Regions from separate parts of the Mus musculus genome. Here region 2 is linked to region 1. Evidence: chromatin loops called from intact Hi-C (ENCODE). Cell type or tissue: left cerebral cortex. All regions are shown on one strand. Links, peaks and the distances in the headings refer to the core of each region. The heading gives the core; the rest is flanking DNA. Region 1 holds the start of Ngdn (neuroguidin, EIF4E binding protein). Region 2 holds the start of Cebpe (CCAAT/enhancer binding protein (C/EBP), epsilon).

Region 1 (5,379 bases), core at 326-5,325:
GAAGCTCTAACTCTTAGGACATACACCACATAACAAACCTACAGTAAAAACCAAACCAAACCAGCAAGCACATCATATGAGGAGGTCCTCCCTCTTCAAGTACCCCCCCCTTAAGATTTACAGTTATTTATGTGTATGTACATTCACACGGCACATGTGTATGGGATGCCCGAGCTAGAATTGTGGGTCATGTAGACACGAGTGCTGGGATCCAAGTGGTTACGTCACCTGGACGGGTGACGTAACCACGGAGCTGGCCCTCCAGCCTGTGCAGGAGCCCTTACCTTCTCTGTAGAATACGTTCCAGCTCGAACTTTTGTCGTCAGTGCTTGGATTTGTGCAGTGACAGCCATCACCTGAAATTAGCCAAGTTAAACCCGAATAGCTCACCCGACCACAAGTAATGTCTATGAACAGTGAAGGATAAATACTAGATAATGCCGCCTAAAAAATGATCTGAAACGCTGTTGCTGAACACCACTGAACTGAGCGTTTCCAACAGTTCTCCAAGAGGCAGAGAAAACATCGTCATGGTGCTGTCTAAAGATGAGGGAGGGGGTCATTAAGAAACCAAGTGAAGGGGGTGAGGAGCCCGACAGTGGCGATGAGGGCTGTGACTTTTGTTGTTTGTGGGGTTGTTTTTGTTTTTTGAGATAGGGTTTGTCTATGAAGCCCAGGTTGTTCTGGAACTCACTATACACTCCAAGCTGACCTTGAACTCACAGAGATCCACCTGCCTCTGCCTCCTAAGTGCTGGGTTTAAAGGTGTGCACCATAAACAGGCCAAGGAGTGTAATTTTATCTGTACCACTAGAACTTACTATGTAAATGCATATTAAGTGGCACTTATAGCCACTATTTTGACAGATTGTCAACATCTGTTTTCTTAGTTATTATTTAAATAAAGGAGTTTGGGTATAACTTAAAAAAAGTTTTCTGGGGGGTGGCTGCAATCGGAATGTAAAGTGACTAAATAAAATAAATAAATAAGTAAGTGAATGGGGGAAAAACAGCTTTCTGTATTTCTTTGGGAGCTGAATGAATTATTTTGAACTTTCATGAAGCGCATATAAGGCTTTTATTTTACACCTAAGATAATTTTGTAGTATTCGAATCATCAAAGTGTGTGGATGAGACTTATGAAGTCAAAGTTAATCCCTGACTGATTTATTCTAAAAGACATACATACTCACCTGCTCCTGGAGGTTTTTCAAAAGTGTTATCGAACTTGACACGTCTGACTCCAGCACCTCCTACAGATAGGAGGGGACAGTTAAAGGTGATCAATTTCTTACTTTAGGCGATGATGATTGCAGAACGTACTGCCTATCAAACTCCCTCCTTTCCTTCAAAACAGTCGCGACTTTTGGGTCGTTTTCCCCCCGCACAGGGGCAGGCAGCCTCGGCACACAGCCAGTCTCCTCCCACCACACCCCCCCCAATTTACTGGAAAAGACCGGAGATTTCATCGCCAAACTTTACGGCTGCCTTTGCCCCAGCCACATTGTACATGTGACGCTAGCTCTGCTCGGAACATTGTCCCACCTTAAGGCCGGGTCACCGCCCGCCATGGTCACGAGACTCTCCCTACAAAGCTCATTCTGAAGAGTAATTTGGGGTTAGCCTCCTGTCCGGAACCAGCCAACCTGCAGCGTCTGACCCTCCCTCTCATCTGACATACGATACCGCTGTGTCAGAGTGAGCGCATCCCTGAGACAACTCTCATCACTCTCATCATCCATGGTGCCAACGGTTTGCCTCGATCCGTGGAGGCGAAAGGAAACTTTCACAGATTCCTTCCTTTCCGGGAAGAAGCAAGGAGACAGAACTCACCGGAGCCGCCATCTTCGCAAAGCCCACCCTTTCCGGGCCCGAACTTCCTAGGAGCTAGCGTGAGTTCATAGTTTTGATAGACAATCACAGTTTGCAAATTTCAGCCAATGGAAGTAAGAGATCTTTCATTTCCGCTAATCGGAGAGGCGGGACCTCACCTAGCCAATGAAATAAAGAAACTCCCTGAATGTGTCAAACGCAGAGGCGTTCTTAAGGCGTAAAGGTGGGCGGGGACAGAAGCATGTGATTCGTGATTTACAGAGAATGATGGATGCTAATTCCAATAAATATTGTGCAGATTATTGATTGACAGCTAGTGCAACCAGTAGAAAAAAGAAATTAGTTATGCAGCCCGAGAGCTCATTGGCTCCCAGATGCCGCAGAGACAGTCTTTCCACGGCGTTTTCCGTGTAGTGCCAAAACAGACCGCAGGGTGGCGGCTTCCGTCCGTTCTCTGATGCGGCAGGGTTGCTGGGCCGCCATTGGCCCCAGGACTTCCAAGTGCGCCTTTCCTGGTTCTGTGACTGTCCTTGAACAACAGTGGAGCCCTTTTCATCCGTAATTTGGATGGTTGGGATGGAGGAGCGGGAACCCAAGGTTCAGAAACCGTCGGCCGCATCACCGGCCAACCCTCCCCGTGCACGCCTAGGACTCTGCGCAAAGGCCGCATTGCGCCCTGCATTCCTCTCGAGGGAAAAATCGACAGGCGAGGAACCGGCTCAACCTGCGTGCCTTTCTCACTGCTCCACTCGTCCACCGCAGAACGTGGTTAAAACCCTGGCTGTGCATATTTCCTTTGTCCCCGTCATCTTTTCTCAGTATCTTCCAACACGCCCACTCCCTCGCCTCTCACGGGCTGGAGGATTAGGTGGGAGTTATAACTCCCACTCTCCGTCTGCATTACACAATACAGCGCTAGAAAGGTCCTCCTGGCTCGGAGTTTCCTCGCGCAACAGAAGAGCAGACCTGAGCCGGGAAATCCAAAGTGTAGCTTTGGCCTTTAATCCCAGATCTCTTTAGTCAAGAGACAAGCAGAGCTCCATGAGTTTCAAGCCAGTCTGGTCTACATTGTGAGATCCCATCTCAATAAACAAAATGAAAACGGGGCTGGAGCGATGGCTCAGTCAGTGGCCAAGAGCACATATTATTCTTGCAGATGACCAACGTTCCATTCCCAGCACCCAGACAAGACAGCTCACAACTACCTTTAACTCCAGCCCCAGGGGAATTTTAGTTCCTTCTGACTTCCCTATATACAGACATAGGCATACATAAAAGTGATTGTTTTTTTGTTTTTTGTTTTTTGTTTTTTTTTTTTAAGCAAAAAAGAGTAATCCTTTTTCTATCTTGAATTCTGGGTGAAACATTCTAGTTTCTACCTATTTGGGAACTACATAAAATGGGACAGAGGGTTTGCCTGTGATATTTATTTGCTGTTTAAGGTTCATTGGGAGGCGCAGAGCACTGTAAGAACCTACAAGAGTTTTGGTATTTTTCTGTCTTTTAAAAAAAAAAGTTTATTTATTATATGTGTGCGGCACGCTTGTGAAGATCAAATGGGAGTTGGATCTCCTTCCACTATGTGAGTCCTGGAAATAGAACTCAGTTGGTCAGCCTAGTGGGCAAGCGCCTTGACCTGGAGCCATCTTGTCAGCACTTTTCATGTATTTATTAGGATTTTCTTGTGAAACTTCTGTTTTAACACTATTTTTTGGAACTTGAAGTTTGTCATATGTGTTATAGACAAACGATTACAATATCTGAGAAAATAAATAATACTTCCTTTTAAAGAAAAGATTTATTTATTTTATGTATTGAGTACGCTGTCACTGCCTTCAGACACACCAGAAGAGGGCATCAGGTCCCATTACAGATGGTTGTGAGCCACCACGTGGTTGCTGGGAATTGAACTCAGGGCATCTGGAAGAGCAGTCAGTGCTCTTAACTGCTGGTACTGCCTTATTTTTTTTTTATCATTAAAATACCAATAACCTTGGCGAGATGGCTCAGCTGTTAAGAGCACTGGTTGCTCTTCCAGAGGTCCTCAGTTCAGTTCCCAGCACCCATGGCAGCTCACAACTGTCTGTAACTCCAGTTCCAGGGGATCTGACACCCTCATACAAATCCATAGTAGATAAAGTTAAAAAAAAATGAAGAAGGGGAAAAAATTAAAAATACCAATCACCTTGTATGTTACAAGAAATATGAGAGCTAACAATGCAATAAATCTTTCTAAAGTTATTTCAGATTCAGCCAGCAATCAAGAACACAAGAGCATTAAATTTGTCTGTTTTGTCTTTTGTTGTTTTCAACAGCTCCAGATGCTGCTGAGCACTCAGCACATTTACAAGTATACACTGAGCAAAGATAAAACTTTTTTAGGAATACAAATTTAATTGCAGTTTTAATTATTAACATTTAGCATTTTTGAAAGTTTCATGAGTACATATTTACATGATTTCACCCCCTATTCTCCCTCCTCCAACTGCTCCTGTGGCCTCTCTCTATCTCAACATCATGATTTCTTCTTGTTTCACACACACACACACACACACACACACACACACACACACACACACACATGCAGGCAGGTAGATAAGTAGATTTGTCTAAATAAATGCAATGTGCTGAGTCTATTCAGTGTTGCTTATGTGTTTAGGGATATATATTGTGCTGGTTCGTTTTTTTGTCGATGTGACACATAGGGTTACCTGGAAAGAGGGAACCTCAATTGAGAAAATGCCTTCATAAGATCGGCCTGTACACAAGTCTGAATAATGATAGATGTGGCATTTACCAAGTGGTCCTGGCTTATATAAGAAAATGAGATGAACAAGCCATGGATGGAGCCGGTCAGCATCAGTCCTCCATATTTTCTGTTCTAGTTCCTGCTGTCAGGTTCCTGTCCTAATTTCCCTCAGTGATGCAGTGTGATCTTAGAGTGGTAAGATGAAATAAACTATTTCTTCCCCGAGTTGCTGTTGGTCAGGCTGTGCATCACAGCAACAGGAAGCAAACTAGAGCTTATGTGTTTAGGGATGGGCACTCGGGTTGCATAACCAATCGGGGCACATCCCTGGAAAAATTGGATTCTCCCTTTCTTAGCAGCAAATGGCAATAGTGTTGTCATTGTGCTGGCCTTGTTTAGACAACCGTATTGTTAAGATTTCATGGGTGCAGTGACCTGTCGTGGAGAAGGCACTATCCTCTAGCAAATGTCCCAGTCCTCTGGCCCTTACAATTTTTCTACCCTGTGCAGGCTAGTATTATGTCAACTTAGCACAGGCTACAGTCATCTGAAAGAAGGGAACTTCAGTTGAGAAAATGCCTCCATAAGATCCAGCTGCAGGGCATTCTCTTAATTAGTGATTGATGTGGGAGAGCCCCATCCATCGTGGGTGGTGCCATCCTTGGGCTGGTGGTCCTGGGTTCTGTAAGAAAACAGGTTGAGTATGCTATGAGGAGCAAGCCAGTAAGCAGCATCCTCCATGATCTCTGTATGAATTCCTGCCTCCAGGTTCCTGCCCTGTGTGAGTTCCTGTCCTG
Region 2 (5,379 bases), core at 53-5,052, 300 kb after region 1:
GTTCTACTTCTGGATCTGTTAGGCAGCCAGGAGGCAGCTCTGATTCCACACTGAGTGGAGCTTGAACTTAGGAGACCTCAAAGCCCACCCCCACAGTGACACACTTTCTCCAACAAGGCCACACCTCCTAACAGTGCCACTCCCTATGGCCAAGCACTGAAATACATGACTCTGTAGGGGCCAAATCTATTCAGACCACCACAATTGCCTAAACAAGACCTGAACAAGGATGAACCCAGCAGACCTGTTAACACGGGAGGGGGAAAGCTCTCAAAGCTTCAATCCTAGACAAAGAACTGCGGGTAACCAAGGAATACTGAGAGCTGGAGAAACAGTCTTCCCCAGGGATAAGTGCACCAACTGGTTTTTTGATGCCAAATGGTCAGCCCTGAAAATACATACATTTAAGTAACATTATACAGACTAAATAGGTTGTATTCACGTATTAGGAATATATAGATCAACAACTAAGGAGAGAGAGGCCAGGGCTACACACAGAGAAACCCTGTCTCGAAAAAGAAAAAAAAAATCATAAATAAATATGCAAAAAAAATTAAATCCAAATTTATTTGTTGTTTGGTTTTTGGTTTTTGATGGTTGGTTGGTTGGTTGGTTGGTTGGTTGGTTGGTAGGTTGGTAGGTTGGTTGGCTTTCAAGATGTTTTTTCTCTTTGTAGCCCTGACTAGTCTGAAACTTGCTATGTAAACTAAGCTGGCCTCATGGAGATTCAGCTGCCTCTGCCTCTCCAGCCTTAGAATTAGAAGCATGCACCACCACACCCGCATGGGTTTTCTGTTATTTAAAACCCAGATTTTTAAAATGCTTGTCAATATAACCTCCAAGGCAGCAGGAGTGTGTGCTTTGGAGACAGGAATAACTGCAGTGGAGAGGTCTGGAAACAGGGTGAAGGAGACATAAGCCTACACTTTACATACACTATAGTTTTCAAACTTTAAACAGCCTCATAAGACAGCCATTACTACTGCCATTTTACAGTCCGATTAAGTAGCTTGACCAGGGTCAGAGAGCTGGCTAGTGACAGGAACTAGATTGAGTCTAGTTCCCCCTCAGACTTCACAGTCATTCTTAGCTTCTGCCCTACAGGGAATCCTGAGGCAGTCCAGGATAGCACCCTGTCACAAGCCACTGAGATAATATACACCCATTGTTTTAGTTAATGCAAACAGGTAGCCACTGCAGTCGCAACAGGAAACTGGTCCCGCTGGGCTAGGGAAGGCTTCCCTTCCTGAGTAAGAACCTCCCATTCTTTAGGTGGCTTTGCCTTCCCACCTTGCTTCCTCCTTTCCCAACCCCTTCTCCTGCTTCCCTATCTACACCCTATCTTCTTACGCCTCAGTTACTAGGTAACGTTAATGTCAGCCTGCAGGCAGCGCCAGTCCCCGCCGGTCCAGACACCTGCATCGCTTATTTCACTGGGACACAGCTGCAGACCTTCTCATTTCCTGCTGGCTTTATCTCTGCACCTCCCGCGGGGAAGAGAGCGCTACCCTGTAACTCTCCCCTTACCCAAGGCAGCCAGATAGGCGGAAGGAGAATCCCTGAGTCATACAGCAACACCTACTGCAACCCTCTGTCCCCCCCCCCCCGAACAAGCCAGCAGCCCTTTCACAAATTAATAAGACATCCATCCCCTGGCGCAGCTGTACAGCTCAGCCTCTCCTCCTTATTTTCCGTGTCGATAAAATTAGGATAAAAATACCGCTTTACCTCCCCTCCTTAGCTCACAACAAAATGGTCAGCATGAAAAAGTGCGTGTTTCATCGATTGAAAAAAGCTTTACTTTATCAGATGACACAACTATCTGATTCCATTATCGTTATTCCACAGTCAAAGAGGGGACATAATTTCTCTTTGAAACAGGCGCTGCACCAATTCTCCTAGCCTTCCCACACTACCGGCAACCTGACTGAAAAGCCCCAATCTTGTCTATGCTTCTTTTTCCTGCTTCCCAGAACAGAGCGGTCAAGACTGGTTGTCAGGGTTGAGAAAGAATGCCCCCTATGTCCACCTGATTCAAAACCATCGCGGACTCGAAAGTATAGAATTTGGGAACCAATATTGCCACCTAGTGGCTAATAGCGTCAGGTCACCAAACTGAAATCTCCCAGCCTTGGTACCTATTTGACAAGGGACCTGTAGAGCAAAGAGCACAAATCGCCCCAGTATTTCCGGTGCTTTGCGTCGATGATACGATGATACGGCTGGCTCTCCCCCTGCCTGGCCAGGGCTTTGGAGGGAAGCATATTTTGGACATACTTCAGGCTGTGCTCAGAGCACGTGAGGTGGACTGTGGAGTTAGAGGGGATGGGATGGAGGACTCATCAAGGGTACTTTCTCTAACTTGTGGACAAGTCACATTTACAGTTTTATTTTAGTGTTCAATGACATACATATCCTATCAAAGTTTACCTCCACTGTAACCCCTCACAGTTACCCGATCCTTGGAATACCCAGCTTAGAAACTGTTCTATTCTTAGGGCTGGAGAAAGAGTTCAAGGGTTCAGAGCACTCACTGCTCTTCCAGAGGACCTGAGTTTGACTCCAGGCATTCACACTGGGTGCCTCACAACTGCCTGTAATTCCAGCTCCAGGAGATCTGATGTCTCTGGCTTCCATGGGTACCTGGAAGTGTGCACACACATACACAAACACACACACACCACACACACACACACCACACACACCACACACACACACACACCACACACACCACACAAACACACACACACCACACCACACACACACATACCACACAACACAACACACACACACACAACACACACACACACTCACATACTTTAGAATAATGAAAATAAATTCATTTTAAAAATTCTGTCCCTCCCCCTAGAACATCTGTTTGCAATAAAAGAGCCAGGAAGGTATGGTAGCACAGCTATCAACTCAGCTCCGTGGAGAATGAAGCAGGAAGATGAGAGTTCAAGGCCAGGCTAGGCTAAAAGGGAGGCTCAACCTAAAAAAAAACAAACAACTGAAAAGTGACACACTTCTCATGTCTCTGTGTTCTTTTCTTGTCAGTAAATCCAGAACCGTGTCTGAAGCAGGGCCACAACCAAACTGGAGAGAGCAGGAAGTTCCGAACAAAACAGAAAAATGAACTTTGGGGGTTAGTAGAAGATCAAGAAGGGCGGGCAGGCAGCTACCAGCTTCTCCTTCGGACCCCGAAACAGCCCCAGGAAGAGGTGAGGACAAGAGAGAAGACTTCTCAAGCCTACAAGAGGAAGTGGACCCGAGAGACACGCACAGGTCAGAAAACAAGGGCCTGCATGCAGCTCAGGGCACAGGAAATAGGAGGCAGAGCCTCAGGCCAGCGCGGGTGGGGTCAGCCAGAACAGCTTTTAGGGTGGAGCAACTGGGACCTCCAGCAGATCCTTTCTGTTGGTTCTGAGGCTGCAGCTTGCCTGGGCCTGAGGTACAGGACCCATGTCTTGACCAGAAACCTCAGCTATGTCCTGGCAGCCCCGGACTGTGCCAGGCTGCTAGCCATAGCCAGATCTGGAGACATGCACACAAGCCCTGTGCAAAGACCTAACCGAAGAACCTTAATAGGGGCCCTCTGGAGGCAAAGGCAGGCAGAACTCTGTGAGTTCAAGGCCAGCCTGAGCTACATCGTGAGACCCTGTCTCAAAACTAGCAAATGGGCATACCCTGTACTAGGGCCAGGGGTAGCTTGGTCCTAGAATCTACTACTACTTCCCAAACCCTTCAAACAATGATGGTCTACACAGAGAAAAATGTCTTGGGAGGTGGGGCTACAGAAGGAACTGACTTACCCCGGGGTAGGTGGAGTTCAGGACTTGGGGGTGGGGGCGGGGAGGGGGGGGGACGGGACAGGGAGGAAGATGCATCAAGGGAGGAGTTTAGACCAAGTTGGCACTGGGGGAATGCTTTGTCTATTGGCTCTGGCTTGACACCTCACTCTGCACAGGTCTCTTTGGAAATCGGAGGAAGACAGATATTCAGAGAAGCTACTCTGGGCAAGGGATTAGAATCCCTTGAACTCGCAGGGCAAAAAGGGCCATTTTCTCAAACAGCAACTTCTGGACTGTGGCTGGGGCCTTCGCAAAGAGCGCCCTAACTGCTAAGCACCCCTCCCTCCGGGGTGTGCCCTGCCCCTCCCTTAGTCACCCCAAGGAGAGAGAGGAAAAGGGAAGAAAGGAAGAGGTACTGACTACAGAAGGAAAGGGAAGCAGAGGAGGAGAGAAGCCACGTAGGAGTTGGTGACGGAGAAGACCAGAGAGGGCAAACCTAGGGCAAATCTAGGACCGGGGGAGATCCAAGAAAGGGCAGGCTGAGCATCCCAACGGGCGGGCGCCCCCAGCACAGGACCCAGGGGCGGGGAGCCAAGGGGGCGGGCCGGCCATGTCCCACGGGACCTACTATGAGTGCGAGCCTCGGGGTGGCCAGCAGCCACTTGAGTTCTCAGGGGGTCGAGCTGGGCCCGGGGAGCTGGGGGACATGTGTGAGCATGAGGCCTCCATCGACCTCTCCGCCTACATCGAGTCTGGGGAAGAACAGCTACTTTCTGACCTCTTTGCCATGAAGCCAACGCCTGAAGCCCGAAGCCTTAAGGGCCCAGGAGCCCCCTCGTTTCCTCACTACCTGCCGGCTGACCCTCGGCCATTCGCCTATCCCTCACACACATTTGGCCCAGATAGGAAGGCTTTGGGGCCTGGCATCTACAGCAACCCAGGGAGCTACGACCCCAGGGCTGTGGCGGTGAAGGAGGAGCCTCGTGGGCCAGAGGGCAACCGAGGCACCAGTCGAGGCAGCTACAATCCCCTGCAGTACCAAGTGGCACACTGCGGGCAGACAGCCGTGCACCTCCCCCCGACCCTGGCAGCACCTGGCCAGCCCTTGCGTGTCCTCAAGGTAAGACCAAGGTAGCTCTCCCCGCTTCTTCCCCCCAGGGTGGAGCAAGGTGGGTGGTTGAGGGAATTCTGACTACTGGGCTTCCCTAACAAGTCTATGTTTGGTGCTCCTCTGTGAACATGCCCTACCCCAAGGTCCTGTTTCCCAACTCTGTGAATTTATTTCTTAGAACTCGGCTGTGTCCTGAAGACACTTGTAATAGCTGCTCTGCCCTGATCTCAGGCAGGACCAGGTTTCCTGCTGTGCACTATACCTCTTGCTTCTCTGCTGCCTGCTTTTGGATGAGGAAACATGGCTGACTAGAATTTTAGAACGGGAGACTTATTACAGACAAACCAAAGGGAAGGGAATAATGAGAGCATGATAGAAAGCTTTGGTCTCAGACCAAGGACCATATGTATCTGGGTTACGGTCCTTCACAGAGACAGGGAGATGGATGCCTGGGAGATCGGAGCTCTCTGGGAGTCC

The links. Hi-C counts contacts between places; a loop is a spot of excess contacts. Peaks named below come from ENCODE experiments on the same cell type or tissue, not always from the same donor. Only the 100,000 strongest peaks of a DNase experiment are listed, where the experiment ranks them.
Region 2: a loop joins it to region 1, with 4 times the contacts of the local background. A loop is called at or near these places in 6 of 42 quality-filtered maps.

The regions. Positions count from the first base shown.
Region 1 is chr14:55,012,043-55,017,421 of GRCm38, reverse strand. It overlaps Ngdn (neuroguidin, EIF4E binding protein), which reads right to left and starts at 1,968. Exons shown (of 11, transcript NM_026890.2): 1 at 1,834-1,968; 2 at 1,194-1,253; 3 at 285-356. The coding sequence starts at 1,845. In left cerebral cortex, for the core only: a CTCF peak has its summit at 2,265; DNase peaks (open chromatin) are centred at 2,121 and 2,644; H3K4me3 peaks cover 1,660 bases; H3K27ac peaks cover 1,241 bases.
Region 2 is chr14:54,710,981-54,716,359 of GRCm38, reverse strand. It overlaps Cebpe (CCAAT/enhancer binding protein (C/EBP), epsilon), which reads left to right and starts at 4,186. Exons shown (of 2, transcript NM_207131.1): 1 at 4,186-4,911. The coding sequence starts at 4,402. In left cerebral cortex, for the core only: CTCF peaks have their summits at 1,887 and 2,096 (motif pointing left); DNase peaks (open chromatin) are centred at 1,390, 2,065 and 3,311; H3K4me3 peaks cover 1,016 bases; H3K27ac peaks cover 859 bases.